Linked DNA regions of Homo sapiens: region 1 is linked to region 2. The links are chromatin loops, found by intact Hi-C in ENCODE. Cell type or tissue: ascending aorta. All regions are shown on one strand. Links, peaks and the distances in the headings refer to the core of each region. The heading gives the core; the rest is flanking DNA.

What was found. Peaks named below come from ENCODE experiments on the same cell type or tissue, not always from the same donor. Only the 100,000 strongest peaks of a DNase experiment are listed, where the experiment ranks them.
Region 1: a loop joins it to region 2, with 7 times the contacts of the local background. A loop is called at or near these places in 38 of 110 quality-filtered maps.

Annotation. Positions count from the first base shown.
Region 1 is chr4:119,490,026-119,498,025 of GRCh38, forward strand. It overlaps PDE5A (phosphodiesterase 5A), which reads right to left. Exons shown (of 21, transcript NM_001083.4): 21 at 4,378-8,000. It also overlaps the pseudogene SEPTIN7P14. Among named protein-coding and RNA genes, the nearest start is that of LINC01061, 83 kb to the left of the region's middle. RefSeq lists a silencer at 503-602. In ascending aorta, for the core only: CTCF peaks have their summits at 538, 3,604 (motif pointing left) and 3,812; no DNase peak of the experiment used is centred there; H3K27ac peaks cover 473 bases.
Region 2 is chr4:119,309,895-119,319,421 of GRCh38, forward strand. FABP2 (fatty acid binding protein 2) reads right to left here. Exons shown (of 4, transcript NM_000134.4): 4 at 7,356-9,197. The coding sequence ends at 9,147. Among named protein-coding and RNA genes, the nearest start is that of FABP2, 7.5 kb to the right of the region's middle. In ascending aorta, for the core only: a CTCF peak has its summit at 4,660 (motif pointing right); a DNase peak (open chromatin) is centred at 4,637; H3K27ac peaks cover 3,058 bases.

The DNA.
Region 1 (8,000 bases), core at 1-8,000, 180 kb after region 2:
TGATCTGGAAGCCAGTCTCTCTGCTGTTTATTTTAGGTTGACACCAGCTGGGGTGGGCATTAAACCCTTTATGATAGAGGTCTGCAAATTGTCCCAGGTCTGTTATAGCATCGCTTACATGCTTTCTACTTGGATATTTAATTGTCTTTGTTTTGGCCTCTGGGAATTTCCCTTACTTTCTTAAGAGCTATGTCAAAGGATATTTGCTTTATTTTATAAAACATAAGTATGAAATATTTATACTTTATAAATATACTTTTAATACTCATCATTCATAAGTATAATAATTTTGTAAGTATTTAAATAAGTAGTAGTAGATGTTTCAAGTTCTCTAGTCTGCTACTTTTAGATCTTTAGATATTCTAATTCTTCTGCCTGGAACGCTCTTTTCCCTTTTCACTTGACTAAACCAGAGGTCACATCCTTAAGGAAGCTGTGAGCTTCAAGTTTGAATTAAATACCCTCCACTCTTTACCCTCAGTGCATAGATCTAATGGCTTGTTTGCCCTCGTGTGTTTCCTCCACTGAACTGCAAGCTCTGTGAGCCCATGCCTATTTAGTGTACCCTAGCTTGACACTTAGTAGAGAACCAACTATTTGTGAATGAATGCATGTCTTCTGTTGACATGTTTGCTTATTATTATTTTTTTTAATCCTGCCTCTTGGCTTGAAGTTGTTTGTTTCCATAGATTTTTAGCCTTCCGCCTTTATGAATTTTCGTTGGTGTCTAGCAATAAAAGCTCCCACTGGGAGTAACTTCACACTGGTTGTCAATTTATTAATGAAAGCCTGGCAACTAACATGTTTTTCACAGTAGAAACAGAAATATATTTTTCTAAAAACTTTTTTATTATTCAGTCAGTTTTTTCATATTACATTTCAGCTCTTGTTCAACTGAGGATTCTTTTAAAAATGCTATATTGATTTTTCTATTGCCCTTCACTAAAATTACCTTCTTCATTATAAAAAACTCAATTTTATGTCAGGTAAGAAACAATGGGAATCTATTCTTTTACTCCATAGGTATTTGTTGAGTCCCTTCAAAGTACAAGAAAGAATGCAGAGAGATGCTGGTAGTTCAGGAAGGCTGTGTAATTCAGGTGGGGCCGGGGAGAACTGAATGTTTCTCGAGGATGGAGCCAGAGTAGAAAAAGAGCAGCAGAGGCTCCAGAAAACAAAGTTACAGTCCTCTCCTCATCTTCCAAGGAGTGTTACTGATTTACTGATTCTTTTCTATAGGTTTTATTTTTAATTGACACCTAGCAATTGACACCTAGCAATTGCACACATTTATGGGATACAGTGTGATATTTCCATATATATATTATATATATATATATATAGCATAATGATCAAATCAGGGTAATTGTCTAATCCATCATCTCAAACATTTATCATTTCTTTGCAGTGAGAACATTCAAAATCCTCTCTTCTAGTTATTTGGAAATATAAAGTACAATATTGTTAACTATAGTCACCTTACTGTGCACTAGAACACCAGAACTTATTCCTCCCATGTATCTGTAATTTTGTATCTGTTGACCAATCTCTTCCCCTTCCCGACCCCCCAACCCCAGCCTTTGGTAACCATCTACAGTGTACTTCTATGAGATCGGTTTTTAAAAATTCCACAAATTAATGAGATTACGTGGTATTTGTCTTTTTGTGCCTGGCTTATTTCACTTAACATAATGTCTTCAGGTTCATTTATGTTGCCACAAATGACAGGATTTCATTCTTCTGAATGGCTGAATAGTATTCCATTGTGTATATATACCACATTTTCCTTATTCATTCATCCTTTGATGGACAATTAGGGTGATTCCGTATCTTGGCTATTGTTAATAGCTGCAATAAACATGGGAATGCAGGTATCTCTCTGACATTATTTTATTTCTTTTGGATAAATACCCAGTAGTGGGATCGCTGGATCTACTTATTTGTCCTTTATTTAAAATTATTTTATTTTTTAGCGATAAACGTCCCACTCTATCACCTAGGCTAGACTGCAGTGGCTTGATCTTAGCTCACTGTAACCTTCAACCCCTGGGCTCAAGCAACCCTTCTGCCTCAGCCTCCGGAGTAGTTTGGACTAAAGGCGTGAGCCACCATACCCAGCCAACTTACTTATTCTCATAGGCTCAGTAGAGCAACTTTAGTAGCTATTTCTGTAGGCTTTTCTGGAGAGAGAGAGAGAAAGAGAGACAGATAGAGAGCAGTTGTAGCTGAGGTAGAGTTGATGACCACGTTTCATGGCAGATCAGTGAGACCAGAGAATTCCTGACTTTCAGAGCTGGGTGGTAAAGGGGGAAGTTTGCTTCTTACAGTTACATGCTGATTGGTGTCATATAAAGCCTTAAAACACTCCTATTGGGTAAGACAAAAATGATATGAAGTGGAAATGTGAAAAATAGCTTTGCAGGTAGTTAGTATCAGGTATATTAAAGTTAGAAACTATTATGAAGGTTGGCATGGTGGCCAATGCCTGTAATTTCAGCACTTTGGGAGGCCGAGGTGGGTGGATGGCTTGAGCCTAGGAGTTCGAGATGCTGTCTCTACAAAAAATGGGTGTGGTGGCATGGGCCTGTGATCCCAGCTACTTGGGAGACTAAGGTGGGAAGATCACTTGAGCCCAGGAGACATAGGTTGCAGTGAGCTGAGAAAGCATCACTGTACCCCTGCCTGGGCAACAGAGTGAGACCCTGTCTCAAAACAAAACAAAAAAACCCAAACCCTGTTATTATAGTTCATGTTCAGTGTTTTTTTCTTTAGCTATGCAAGCTTGTCCCTGAGATTCCAGTTTAGGAAGAGGAATCCTAAAATTGGGATTGCCGTTAGATAACTGAAAGAACCAACTCAGTTCCTGTGGCTACTGCCTAAAATCCCTTTGTCCACCATAAACACACCTTTGCACAGGTGTGTGCACATGCACACAAACACACATACTTAAAATGAGGAAAGCCAGGAAGAGAAATCACATATGCTAGTCAGTCAGATTTCTTTTGATTAAAATAATCATGATTTTTATTCTATTTGTAACTTGTGGGTTTTATTTTGAACAAATGGTTTGTGAACTGGAAACATGTTTTTCTGAGCTATAATCTGAATACAGCTTAAAACTGTGAAGAATATTTTCTTCAAGTTTTAAGTATTTCTTCTAATTTAATGTTATGTGCCTTAAGAATAGAAAATCATAGGCTGACATTTCCATATATCAAATGTAAGAATCCCTGTTTGCTAAGAATGCTACAGAACTAAGAGCAACAAAGCAGGTTCAAGAGTTGTCAAATGTGTCCCTTTTCCATAGGAAGGGTAGATGTCTACCCAAATGGAATATTGAGTATCAGAGACTTCAAATGATAACTTTTGTTTGTTTGGAGAAAATCTTGAGGACGTGATCACTGTACAAAAGGTAATAAGCAAGTCTTAAACAATTTTCCCCCCTACCTTTTATTTTCTCTATTGATTTTTTTCCATTTATTTTTATTTAGCCACTAAAAATCTTAAAAAAAAACACACAGTTTTATTAGTTCTTTATGGTCAGGAAGGAAGATTACTTCTTTAAATATAACTAAAACTCTGGCACTCTCTAGTGGTCAGAGAATCTAAAATATTGTTCTACATGAGCTTATACTTTACTTCTTCCTTTAGCTTTATGAATTAGACATAACCTAGATATTCTGCCCCACATGAAGAAGGCTTGTCTAATGGCAAAATAATGAAATCAGAAATTCTGCATTTACTCATAATTTCACACCTCTAGACTAGAAGCACTGAGATACAGTGGTGTGGGAGTCTGTGAAGGCATTTTCTTAGCTATTACCAGATGAACTAAATTAAGAAATGTTAACTGTAAAAACTCAGACAAACCAAACCTGCTGGGTGAGGGAATTCCTGTCTCTAATGCTTCCAGATAGCCCATTTGGCTTGTAAGAGTGGATTTGAGACCTTTATAAATTTAAATTCAAAAAGAGAACTAAGGAATAGACCCCTTGCTTTGCAACTAGACAGATCTGGGCTCAAATCCAGCTCATGCCATTTGGCCAAGTATTCAGCTCCAAGCCTCAGCTCCTCATGGAGCATCAGGCTGGTAATAATCACCCTCCAAAGAGTCATTATTGACTTGAAGTGAGAAGGAGATGGAAAACATTGCCCCCAAATTGGCAACAAAGAGTATTAATAAAAGGAAGACTATTATTGAGAAGAGTCTAGGCTAAGGAAAGGATTACTTTTCTTCGGCTAATAGGATCACAGGTTAGCTTGATTAAAGTCTCTCAAAGTATTGGGCCCATTCTCTCTGCCTAAAATCCAAACTCCCCTATTAATTCCCCTCCCTTAAAATTCAGAGTCCCCTAATAATCACACAGTATTCATACCTACTTGATCATTCTTTTTATTTTTACAAAGCATGGCAAAATGAGGAAACCACTGACAGGTGAAGAATTTGCACAATGGAAAACCACCTTGACCATCTCATGACTTTATACAGGAATCGGAGGTAAGTGTTCCTTTAAAGTGATTTTGTCATGAAAGAGTCATCTGAAATGACTCTCGTGATGGAGGAAAGGAAAGTAATGAAATCAACATTCATGGTTATTTAAAATGCCTTAAAAGCTAAGCATAATATACATAGTAACTCCTTTTCCTAGTATAAAAATAGTGCCAGAAACTATATTTGTTCAAATATATTGAAAAGGTATAAGAATACAAATAGATATTAACAGTGGCTAGTGATGCCTCATAAGGTTTTCTTAAACTGTAATATAAATTTATATTTTCAACTATTTACATTGCTTTCAACAACATTCATTAAGACATGTTTACACAGGCTTTTAGTAAGTATATGGAATGGTAAAGTGAGCTTTAATACTTTCTTCTTCACTCTCTGTAGTAGAGCAGAAGGGGTCCAAAACCATGCACAATTTAACAGTCCAGAAGAACTGTGTAATCTTTACCTGGCTAGCACATGGAAAAAATAAACTATATACAAGAATACAAAACTCCTAAAGTGTTCTTCAACTATCAGCAGGTTAAGTGATTCATACTTGCAAAAAGACAGGATGTTTGTTTACTGGTAGATTCTTAGTAAGTTTCAGGTAAAGAAGGTGCATAAAACATATGTTATTGATGAAAATGGAAATGATGCAGTATACCCCATGTTCTCACATTAAATTGGCAGTATCAGAAGCTAAGTCTCTTCTCTAGCACCTCCTTCAGGGACCGTGAGCTCCTTGGGGTCACTGCTCTGTCTCCACAGCAGAGCACGGTACCTAACATGTGGCAGGACTCAATAAAAGGTGGGTCAGTGTATTTCTGATACAAAACAATTAAATTGTGCCACCTTATTTTGACTACAGTTGTTCATAAGAGAGGATAACGATGACATTTTGTATCCTCTCATATTAAATCAATCTTGTAAACAAAAGACAATTGCTTGTGATGGCCTGTTAAGTTTTAGGAGTACAATCTGGTGAAAAACACAGAAAAAAATTGTAGATCAAATTGGAACAGGTCTAATATTTATTTGCTATGCTGAAAATAAAGGCACTTCACTGCTAGGCAAGAATATATCTGTGACTGAACAGTTTTCTCCAAGAATCCAATATTTCCAGTATATTTTCATATACTTTCTTATCTCTAATACTCCTATTAAAGGAAACTATTATTCAAAATTAAGAGACAGTGGTGACAACATCATCATCCTGGGTTTGTACCTTGAAGCAATATACTCAATGAGCTCTAAATCTCACATTCACTAGTGATCTGCAAGTGAAGCTGAATAAATATATTCTCTTTGTTCAGTCATGGAAACTCAACATTAGAAATGACATGTGGGAATAGATCACCTTCTCTCTAGACTAATATCCCATTTCTGACAGTGGTCTCCATGGCCCATTGGGGCTTATAAAGTAGCTGCCTTCTGTGACATTCTGCTTGAAGACAAAGGCTTTGCCCAAACATAACTCCTTTTAAAAAAGCACAACTTGTTTAGGCACACAGAGGTTAAGTGACTTACACAAATCCACCCAGGATTGTGATTGGCACGGTCTAATCTACTGAAAAATATAAGGCCAGGCAATTATATAGATATCTTTTAACAAGTTAGTAAAATAGTGGGGACTTTTCTGGCTAAAAATTGTAATTAAATGGTATGTTACTCTGTTATAACTAAACAAACAAAAAATCTAGAACAAGAACTTCTTGCTAGTTATGGGTAATATAAATACAGAGTAAGGTGAAGGAGGACTGTATGTATATTTTTCCAACTTGAGAAGATACTAGAAAGGAAATTAAAAATTATTTGAACCAATTAACCAGCCCTAAAGAAGTACTCTGCTTTGTATGAACTAAAATATCCAACAAAGAAATAAAATAGGCATTGCCCAGCTTCCTTTAATGTCTCAACTAGTAAAGTAAAATAAACAATATTCAAAGGCAGACCAAACCATTTCTAATCTAAATATATCTTCTTGCTTATTAAAATGACACACATACAAAGCCTCTAAACACGATCTACCATGTCTTTAAAAAATTTCTCAGTGACACATACTAGAGGGGACCAAACAAACTACTAAAGCATAAGTACATATTTTAGCATAACTGCTAAATCACAATGTAATAAAAAGGTTTATTAAAGATTGCTATTCTTTATGCAATTTTTCTATACTAAGGATTTATGTATGCATGCATAAGTATACACCTGTATGTATATATAACTATTATTTTAGTGATAGTCTGTGTATTTTACACACCAGTGCCACAAAGGGGCAACCTTACAAATTTTATCTGTATGGCAAAAAAAATAAAATATCCTGAAAATACAAGTATACAATACATATAGCATTAAACAGTTGGTAACTTCCTAGATTAACCTTTACCAAATACAAAATAATGGCAATACAATGTGTTTTGCTTCTATTTTTTGTTTTTTTACCAGAATGATAAAAATAAAACTGCATTATGTCAAGATATTTGTACACACTCAGAATTTTAAAAACTTAAGGAACATACTGAATTTTAGGCAAAATTTAGGGGAATCGGGACATAGATGGAAAACACATTTTGGCGAAAGGTCCTTGAGAATGCTGGATTACCATGTCCCTTAGAAATTTTCTATCCAAATTAGTGATAGAAACTCAGATCAAATATCTTTTTTGTGGGTTGGAGGTAGAAGTTAACAAATCAAGCAAATCTCTCCTTCTACTCTCCCCAAATCCAAACATTCCTGCATATTTGAAACAAATTTTCCTTTCCTAGACCAGTTGCTTAATTCATTATCTACTTCTCCAATATTGAGTAAATGTGTCTTTAGGGGCACACATGTAGAATATTAATCCACTTAAATGGGCTCAAATTCTAAGAAAATATTAACTATACTAAATGTTATGGGAAGAAAATACATTGAATGTGAGTTAAGGGCCAGTGTTTAGCATTCACATCCAGGATTCTCTGGATCTCAGTTGACTTGTCCTATACATCAAAATATGGCAATTTTTCAATCACAATACTGCTAAATGTTATTCAGGCATAAAGTTTCTTACCCACTGTTCCCTCAAATTCATTTTTGACCCTAGTATTGGCAATAGCCCTTTGCTATTTATATAATTAAAACTTTTCTTTAAATTTCAATTGACAGGAAAAAGAGTCATTTTGTACTCTCTTATCTATAACCATGTCTCACTTCAAGTCAATGCTACAATTGTCACTTTTATTTTGAAAAGGAAGCTCAGAAGGAAAAAAACTCTTAGAGAGATCTTCTAACAGAACATTTTTCTTCACTGATAGACATCCAAGGCCATTCCATTTCTAAATCACACTTATCCCTCAATCAAGTCAGTGACTGGATCATCTCCTAAGGTTTCACCTGCTTTGCATCAGGTAGGTGAGATGAAAGTGATTTTATGGGTAGCTTTCAGAAAAATGTACTGCACTGAAGTGACAAAGTTCTGTCTTGCCTGTTCTCTCACAAAACAGCATATCAATTAAATAATGTTTTCTTT
Region 2 (9,527 bases), core at 1-8,000:
CCACAACAAAAAGTCACATTGGTCTTCATTAGGGGACTAAATCTGTAGAATAAATTACAGATAATTCCTGTAGTTTATTAAGTTGGACTCTCTGGAAGCAGTCAGGGTAGCAGTTCTTAAGTAAATAATTCTCTTTATGTATTTTTATGTATAGAGAGAGGGAGAGACAGAGTCTCACTGTTGCCCAGGCTGGTCTCAAACTCTTGGCCTCATGTGATCCTTTCACCTGGCCTCCCAAAGCACTGGGATTTCAGGTGTGAGCCACCACACCTGGCCCTTGCCTTTATGTCTTAAGTGGGGCTCTTTAAGGTCTTAAAAGGTGAATTTTTCAAGTGCTGAGAAAATTAAAGTAGAAAAGCTTAGAAGACACTGGGTCTGTGAGGTAGAGGACACCTAAGCCCTTTTGGCCCCCATGTTCCAGCTGATAGCCAAAAGGTAGCGATAGATGTGAAAGGAGGAGGTTCTGCTGCCAGCTAAACCCCAATATTCCAGGACCTATGGTAAGACTTTGAGGACACCATCTAGTCCAGTACTTTGTTCTCAGATCTGATTGAACAAGTCCAGGTGCTTCAGATAATCGCTTCTTGTGACAACTTCAGGTTGTGCCATTCTTTACTCCCTGAAAGGAATATTAAAGTGGAAAACCTCAAGTAGTATTGCATTAAGAATGAGCTAGTGTACCCTCTTCTAGGTGCAGAAAGTAGAGTTGACAGTGTAGGCATTGTTAGGCTTCCATGAGGATTTCTTTTGAAAAGATGTTCCCTGCTTAAAAAATAAATGACAAATTTAGAGTATTCTCAGAGTTCAAAAGAAAAAGTTTATTTTCCCCCTATTTTCTATGTTGGCAAATGGGCCACATAAAGGTGCAGTTCTGTTCATTTAAGCTTTTGGAGTATTGCAACAGGTACCTCAAAGTTGGGGAAATGTTACTTGATTTTGAAAAGCATGAGGCATAGGAGGTAAAAGATGACACCAAAAAGCTAACCTAAATCAACTTAAGAGGGATACAGGCTCATGGTTTGTTAGTGGTCAGAGTTATAGAATGTAGGCATAGTGCAGCTGTGGTGTTTCTCTCTGTTTCTTCATCATTCCCAGGCACACTAAATTTCATAAACAACTTTATTTTCATAGAGTGACTCTTGCCTGGGGATTAAGGGTACTCCCTAGGAACCTAAGGGAATGAGTAAAATGACCCCCACAGGAAGACAGGGCTACTCTCCCTGGTGTGAGAATGACTTCATCAATTTGTAACCCAGGCCGACTAAATATATCAATCATGTGTTGTTTTTATAACAGCTAGAAACTGGGAAGAATAGAGTTCATAAGGTTTTCAGTATTGTTACCTCACAAAATAATCCTTCAGAAATTCCAATTCAAAACATAGAAGGAGTCTATTGTTTGTTTCATAATGCTTATTTTGTTACATTACTCTGTTCTTCCTTAGCTAGCAACTTTGAGCCCCCATAGGCTATGCTAATTAGGCTCTTTATTTATTTTTTTGAGACACAGTCTCTTCCAGCCTGGAGTGCAGTGGCGTGATCATGGCTCACTGCAGCCTTGACCTCCTGGGCTCAAGGGATCCTCCTGCCTCAACCTCCTGAGTAGCTGGGATTGCAGGTGTGAGCTACTGTATCCAGCCCTAGGCTCACTATATTACAGAGCCCAGAAACACTCAGTGTAATTCCAAGGCTCTTTAAGACTGTCACTGGCTCAAGGATCCAAATCCAGGCCTCTGACTAAAACATACTTAGAATGGCTCATTCTCTCACTCCCTTCAAGTGTTGCTCAAATGTTACCTATTCAGTGCTATCTTACTCCCTATTTAAAACTGCACCCATGATCTCACCTCTGACACTCCACATCCCTCTTTCTGGTTTTATTTTTCTCAATAGCGCTTATATCATCTAATGTACTATATATTTTACTTCATTCTCTTGTTTATTATCTGTATCCCTTCCATGATGACAGGGATTTTTGTCTGTCTTGTTCTTTGTTGTAGCTGTAACACCTAGATCAGCACCTGGCACATAGTGCCTGCATATAAGACATGCTTAATATATATTTTGATGGACGATATTTCGAATGAAAATTTACCTACATAACCACATCAAGTAAAATTGAATTTGGACTCTAGGACAACTGCTTGGGTCCAAATCCTGGTTCAGCGACTTATGGCTGTTGACCTTGGGCAAGTTATATAACCTCTCTCTGCCTCAGTTTTCTCATGTGTAAAATGAGACTAATAATAATTGTTCTTATTATATAGACTTTGTTGTGATGATGAACATGAATTGGTATTATAAAGCACTTTGAAAAATACCTGGCACATTGGAAACACCATGTATTAATAAATGTTAACTTGTAGTGGTAGAAGGAGTTGCATTTAACTGTATCTGAGTTAGTGCTATGTTTTATAAATAAAGCATTTATTTAGATTTTATGATATCCCCCTTGTGTGTAGGAGCCAATTTGTATGAAAATAAGGATGACAGGAGTCTGATGTGTGAGTTAGGCCCTTTAATAATTCAAGAAAGTCTGTACAATTAAGCATCTTATGAAAAATAGTTCAATGGAAAGTATAATTCAAGATTGCATATATTTCTATGAAAGCCTACCGTTACTCCTTTATAATACTTATCGCAATAATTTTTACTTATTCAATATGTCTTCTATGTCTAGATTCTAAGCTAAGCAGATTCAAAGTTCCATGGGAACAAAATAGATTTGTCTTGTTCACCACTAAAACTCATGTCATATTTAGCACATGGTAGGTGCTTGGTTCATATTTGGTTAAAGGAATATGTATTCTTGGCTACTCAGAATACGAGGAGCCTATACTGAACAAGTTATCTTTTTATCCACCAGAAGCAAGAATTCATTACTTCCACATCTAAAAATGTTATCTCACCCCTCTTTTCTTCTATCCGGTTTTTGTTTACTAGAACTCATCATGACTGCTTTTACCTCATGGCATCTGTTGTTTGCTTTTCCATCTGTATCTTAACTTTTGCCCATCATTACTAGCTAATGACTTTCTCTGTGTATTGAAGTCAAATTCTCAACAGAGACCCTACCTGGTTTTAATTAATGAGAATTATTGGTCTTGGACAGAGTTCTCCTATCATTGGCTGCTCTCAAGTATAGAAATTGACTGCCCTTGGGTCAGGTGGCCATTTTTGACCTAATCAGATATGGCTAGGGTGATCTGGTTCAGAATAAGTTTATCTGTTTGTAAAGAACAACAAGGACTTATTCCCTCAGTAGATCTTCTGGGTTTAAGAAAGAATGGGGAAAGCTGGCTTTCTGAGGCTGGGGCTGCCCAGCATGCCCCAAATTACAATCATTAATATTTGCTATGTGTTAGAGGGATACAGTGTGGGGTATAGATATAAGACCCTATCCTTGCCCTCATATAGCTCACAAACTAGAGGAGGCAGGCAAGCAGATTGAATATAGAGTAATGGTATTGCTGGAGTTGAACACTTTGTGCCATGGGAACATGCAGGACAAACACTCAGTCTGGACTGGGATTGTGAAATAACCTCCATCTTTACTGAGGTTTCTCTGTTCCAAGTATATGTTAAAGAGAGGAAGTTCTGTGTCACAATGATGCCCTTCAGTATCCTTTTTTTAAAAAAAATCTTGTTTAAAAGTTTCTAAATTAAAACCCAGTGAAGGCATTGAGCATATACTCCTTTACCTAAAAGACATTTTGTTTTCAAGTTTAGGAAGAGTACTGTTCTTTGACTTTCAGGTGTTTTCTCCAGTGAATATAGTGAGTGTGCCAGAATCATTTGATAAGAACAGTTACACTACCTGTAATCTGAGAGATGTGGCTTTGAAACTGGGCTGACATTTAGGGAGCACTTCCTTGCCTGTCCTCCTTCAGAGTTCTACTACTCCTTCATTTCACAGCAGTCCTAACTACTAATTGTTTAAGCTCCCTCTTTCATTCCTGGAAATCTTGATTACATGGCAGGGAGGACTTCTCGCAATCCATCATTCTAATGGAATCTTCAATGAGGATATATATGGATGAGAGAAGCCCTCTGGAACACTATGCTTTATCCATGACTATTGATTTCCACCATTTGCTTCAAACTTTCATCTTCTGCCACTGTCTTGCATACTCTTCTTTTCCAGTCAATTCTCCAGTAAAATCTGTTCCAGACAATAGCTTGAAGGTTGGTCATCGGGCCTGAAGGCAATATACACCACCCTGCATATTAGCACCCACTGAGTGAGAGTATAACCCTACTCTAGATGACCATCCAATGCTGAAGATGATGATGCTATTCTTGGTATTTCGATTCAGACCCAAGATGAGCCTGAGAGTTTGTATCCATTTGAGGAAATTCTTAATCACCTAAATATCTCTACCAATAGTGTTCATCATTAAATACTTGCTGTCTGGCACATAGTGCTTTTTTAAAATTATTTTTTGTTCAATAAATGAAAGCAGTTTTAGTGGATCGGTTCAAGAGGAGTCTTTGTATTAGCTTTGTTTAGTGTGGAGTTTGGAACTGAAGAAGCATTTAATAATTAACATTTTAAAGTGTAGACTACGGTATATCAGACCTTTCTGGAACACTCCCTAGACACTGAAATGCGGCAAAGACACTGCATTGGAAACCTCCGAAAGAGTCTGTATCCTTGGCCAGCAGATGGCATTCTTATACTATAGTTTAGAGAAAGCAAGTAGCAAAAGGTAAAGAAGCACTTCTTAATGATGAAGTGACCATCTACCTCCTTTTTCCCTTCCCCATCACCACATAACCTTATCTCACTTCCATTTTATCCCAGGCAACTATCTTTTCCATCCATCCATTCACCCTTCTTTAGGTGCCTAGAGATGTCTTGCTACCATTCTCTCTAGTTGCTCATAGGAAAATATCTTTTGTACTTATTAATAGTCAATCCATAGAAATAGGACAAGCCACATAATTTTCAGGGCCCTGTGTAAAATGAAAATGCAGAAGTTGTTCAAAAAGTATTGAGAATTTTAGGACAGTAAGAAAAGAGCATTAAACCAAGCACAGGGCCCTCTGAGCCCACACAAGCCATACACCCATGAAACCAGCCATACTTTATAATGTAAATATTTCCCTCTTCCCATCCTACCTTCCATTGTTCTAATGTCCTGTCCCCTGTGACCCACACCAAAAAGGCTGCTTAAGAAAGGAAGGAATCACTAAATGTCATTCAGACATCATAGAATCTTAGCACTGAAAGAAAATTTGGAGATCTAGTTCAATCCTCTCATTTTAAAGATGATTAAACTACATTCCAAAGAGATGAAGAGACTCTCCCAAAGTCCCCAGCTAGTTATGTCACAGACTGGACTGGAACTAAGTATTCTCATCTACCAGGCCAAGGCTCACTCTCTCACGCAGACTCCATGAGAGGTATTTTAAGAAAAGAGTTTTCCCATCTACTCAGGATATACTTTGCCCCATTTTCTCTAGAGGAGAAGGGTACATGTTTATGTTACATTTGAGTACCAGGTATATGCCAGGCATTACACTCGATGTTTTATACATAATACCTCAATTGCAACAAGCTCAGAAAATCATTACATTTTCCCCATTTTTCAAATGAGAAAAATAGAGAATCAGAACTTGAATTTTAGTCAGTAAATGGGCAGACAAGAATTTGGGCAAGTCTGTGATTCTAAAACCCATTCTTTTTCACCACATCATTCCTAAATTTTAGGAAAGCTGAGTCAGCCTGTGTTTCCTGAACATTGGTCTTGTTTTTGGTCAGCTCTGGGTGATTTGGGGACTCTTTCCAGGCTATGTTCTTCAAATTTACCAGGTTTGCTACTGCCTTGGTGTCTTTGCTCCAGGGTGTTTCCTCTGCTTGAAACACTCTTCCCCCAGATATTTCATGAAAAACAGGACCACGTGTTGGAGAGGTAACAGGGCATCTGATCATATAGGGTCTTACAGGTCATTGTAAGAACATTGGCTTTTTCCTCTGAGTGAAAATGGAAGCCATTGCAGCAGTTTGAGCAGATAAGCGATGTGATCAGATTTAGATTTTTAAAGGATCCTTCTGGCTGCTGTGTAGAAAAAGAGACTAAAGGGGTGGAGTAGGGAAGGTAGAAGTTCTTGGGCTTTTTAGAGAGTTGTAACAGTAATCCAGGAAAAAGATAATGGTGGCTCATACTAAGGTGATAGCAGTGGAAGTGATGGGAAGTGGTTGGATTCTGGAGTTATATGTGTATGTAAGTACTATATTTTTAACTTCTTGTTATGGAAAATCTCAAATACATACAGAAGTACAGAGATGAATATAATGAATTCCTGTGTTCCTATTCAGTGAACCTATCATATGTTATTATGTGTCAGGCACTTTGCAACAGCTGCAAGAATTGCCAACTTGTATCAATCTTCCTCCCCAACCCTAGATTGGGGAGAAAGCAATTTGAAGCAAATCCCAGATACCATATTGCATGTGTAAATATTTCAGCTTCTACTACTCCAACTGCTTCTGACTGCCCCGACATTCTGCTATCTACCCTATGGTTACTGCTTGTTCATAGTTTCAGGTACTCATGACTTCTACTTATTGTCTGCTCTATTTGTCCTCTTTAAGCCTTTTTCCTTGCTATCAACTACTAACTGTGTACTTCTCAAATTCAAACTCCCTAGAAAGAGGTTCTTGCAGGTTCAGTTAGTTGTCATTTTTCCTTCTACACAGAGCTCATGATCTGGCCAAATTGTGGTAGATTGGCTGCTCTTGGGTCAGGGACCCTCTTTTGGCCAAGCAGGGTGGTGTAATGACAAGGTTGGTTTTCCCGAAAAACGGTTGTTGAAATGGAAGTCACTTAACAAATAATAGGCTGTTCTCCAATACTAATAAATAGTGGAAATTTAATTCTAGAAAGGATATAAATGGTGAAAAAAGTCAGCCTGCAATGAGACTAGAAATAGATAAGTGTCTAATCACTCAACACCATTATTTTACAGTCTGACCTGACTCATTTAGAGTGCTATTCTTGGGTGCCACTGAGGAATTAAGGACATTTTTTTTCTTAATATATTTTTGTTTATAACAGGCTGAGTAATAGCATAGATCATAATGATCTAGGCTGAAAGTCAAGACCTACATTTAATTCTTCTGTTCATCATGGACTTTGTACAATATTAGACAAGCTAATAAACTTCTTTGTGCCTTTGTCTCTCTCAGTTTTTGTATTGAGATTAATACCTGCCTTTTCCTGATTCATATATGGTAGACACATAAGATTAGAGGGATAAAAATACATTGAGCTTTTATGAAGAGAAGCATGTGAAAATCTAAATAATTACTATTTCCTATGTGAAGATTTTTATGAAATTATAAAATGAACATAGATTTAAGGTATTTTTATATAAATTTAAGGAGTACAAGTATAGTTTTGTTACATTGATATATTGCATAGTGGTAAAGTCTGGGCTGTAACCATCACCCCCTGAATAATGTACATTGTACCCATTAAGTAAATTATCATCGCCCCCTGCCAACCCTCCAACTCTTCCAAGTCTCCAGTGTCTATTATTCTACACTCTGGTGTGTCCATGTGTATACATTATTTAGCTCCCACTTATAAGTGAGAACACGCAGTATTCAGCTTTCAAAGATTACATACTCTCTATTCATTTTCATCAGGTACTCAAACATTTTTCTTCCTACATTTTAATATATATGTCATATGTATATACCACTTAGAACAGTGTGTGGCAAGTAGTAAGAACTATGTAAATGTTAAGCTGTTATCTACATCAGTGTGAAAAAGAATTTGTCAAAAGTCTATAGAGTTGCAGCTGCAAATGCTTAAAAATTGTACCCCCTCTCCATCCCCTAATATGTACCCTGCTAAAATACAATTATGTGAAGCACATAAAATTTTACGTCATGTGAAAATATGAATAAAAGGAAACTTTTTGAGCCCTGGAAAATTGGCAATGTATGTGTTTATGTGAAAAAACCCACAACAACAAAAAAGAAGGGGGTGGTTAAAAATAACATTGATAACTGATATCTCCATTGTTCTCAAAGACAAGTTAGTGGACAGGCTGCATCAGAATCACCAGGAAATTTTCTAGAATTCTTGGTTCTATTAGCGATTCTGATATAATAGAATAACAGTGGAGATTAAGAATGCAGAAATTGTTTAAGTTTCTCAGATGATCCTGATTTTCAGCCAAGCGTGGGAATGACTGATGTGTACAAAAATGTAATACAATAATTTAATTTAATGTAGTACATCATTTATTTCCTATCATCCTATTCAAAGTGGTATGTATTGGGAAATATCTGCCCCCAGGGAAGAGAGCTGAGAGGATATCTATCAAAATCAGAATGGCAATTATCTCTGGATTATGAGTTATGGAAATACTTATTTTACATTTGTGTTTCTTATTTCTAAGTTTTCTGGTTGAGCATATATTATTTTTATAATAATAGATATTACTTACAACCAGTGCCAGAAAATTATTCACAACCAGTTCAAGATGTTAAAGACTCATATGCAGCCTATGCTTTTAGTTTATCAAATGTAAAGAAAAAAAACAACTTGAGAGGCTGAGGCAGGAGGATTGCTTGAGGCCAGGGGTTCAAGACCAGCCTGGGCAATATAGCAAGACCCCATCTCTAAAAAAAATAAAAAGAAAACAAAACAAAAATTAGCTGGGCACTGTGGAATGTACCCATAGTCCTAGCTACTCAGAAGCCTGAGGCAGGAAGATTGCATGAGTCCAGGAGTTTGAGGTTACAGTGAGCTATGATCTCTCCACTACATTCCAGCCTGAGTGAAAGAGTAAGACCCTCTCTCTACGAAAACAGTCTGTCAATTCATATTCACATACTTTTTCTTTTAAAAGGCAAGGCTACATATAAAGCAACATGGACGCAATATTTATTTTTGTTTTTTAAAATGTCACAAATTCTTTTAGTAAATATATATCTTAGAGAATATAAAACAAATTAAATCCTAATTAGCTTTTACTTCTTTTGCTTTGGCATGAATGGAAATATACCAATGTTTATAAAAGGACCAATCAATCAGTAACCTTATACTTGATGGGGTGAAATAAATAGTTCTGGTACAATATAGATCTTCTGTCCAATTTGTATTTTGGACTGTGCGCCAAGAATAATGCTCAATCCTTTTTAAAGATCCTTTTGGCTTCTACTCCTTCATATACATAAGTCTGAAAGGTGTTAACAAACAGAAGAATTTATCTTTAAGGTTTACATCTAAGTTAAGAAAAAGTAGTATTATAGTTTTATACTATATGAGTTTATACTATTTTTATATTATATATTCATATATATTATATGAGTATGAGTTTATACAATTTTTTCTTGTACTTGATAGCAAGATTTATACAGATATGGGATACAGCCATTTTAAAACACATGTTGGTTTGTAGTCATTTATATTTTCAGTTAAAATAGGCATTGATTATTTGACATATATAAGTTGTCTTTAGTAAATAGGCATCAGAAAATAGCTATACAATATTTTTAAAATCAGTAAG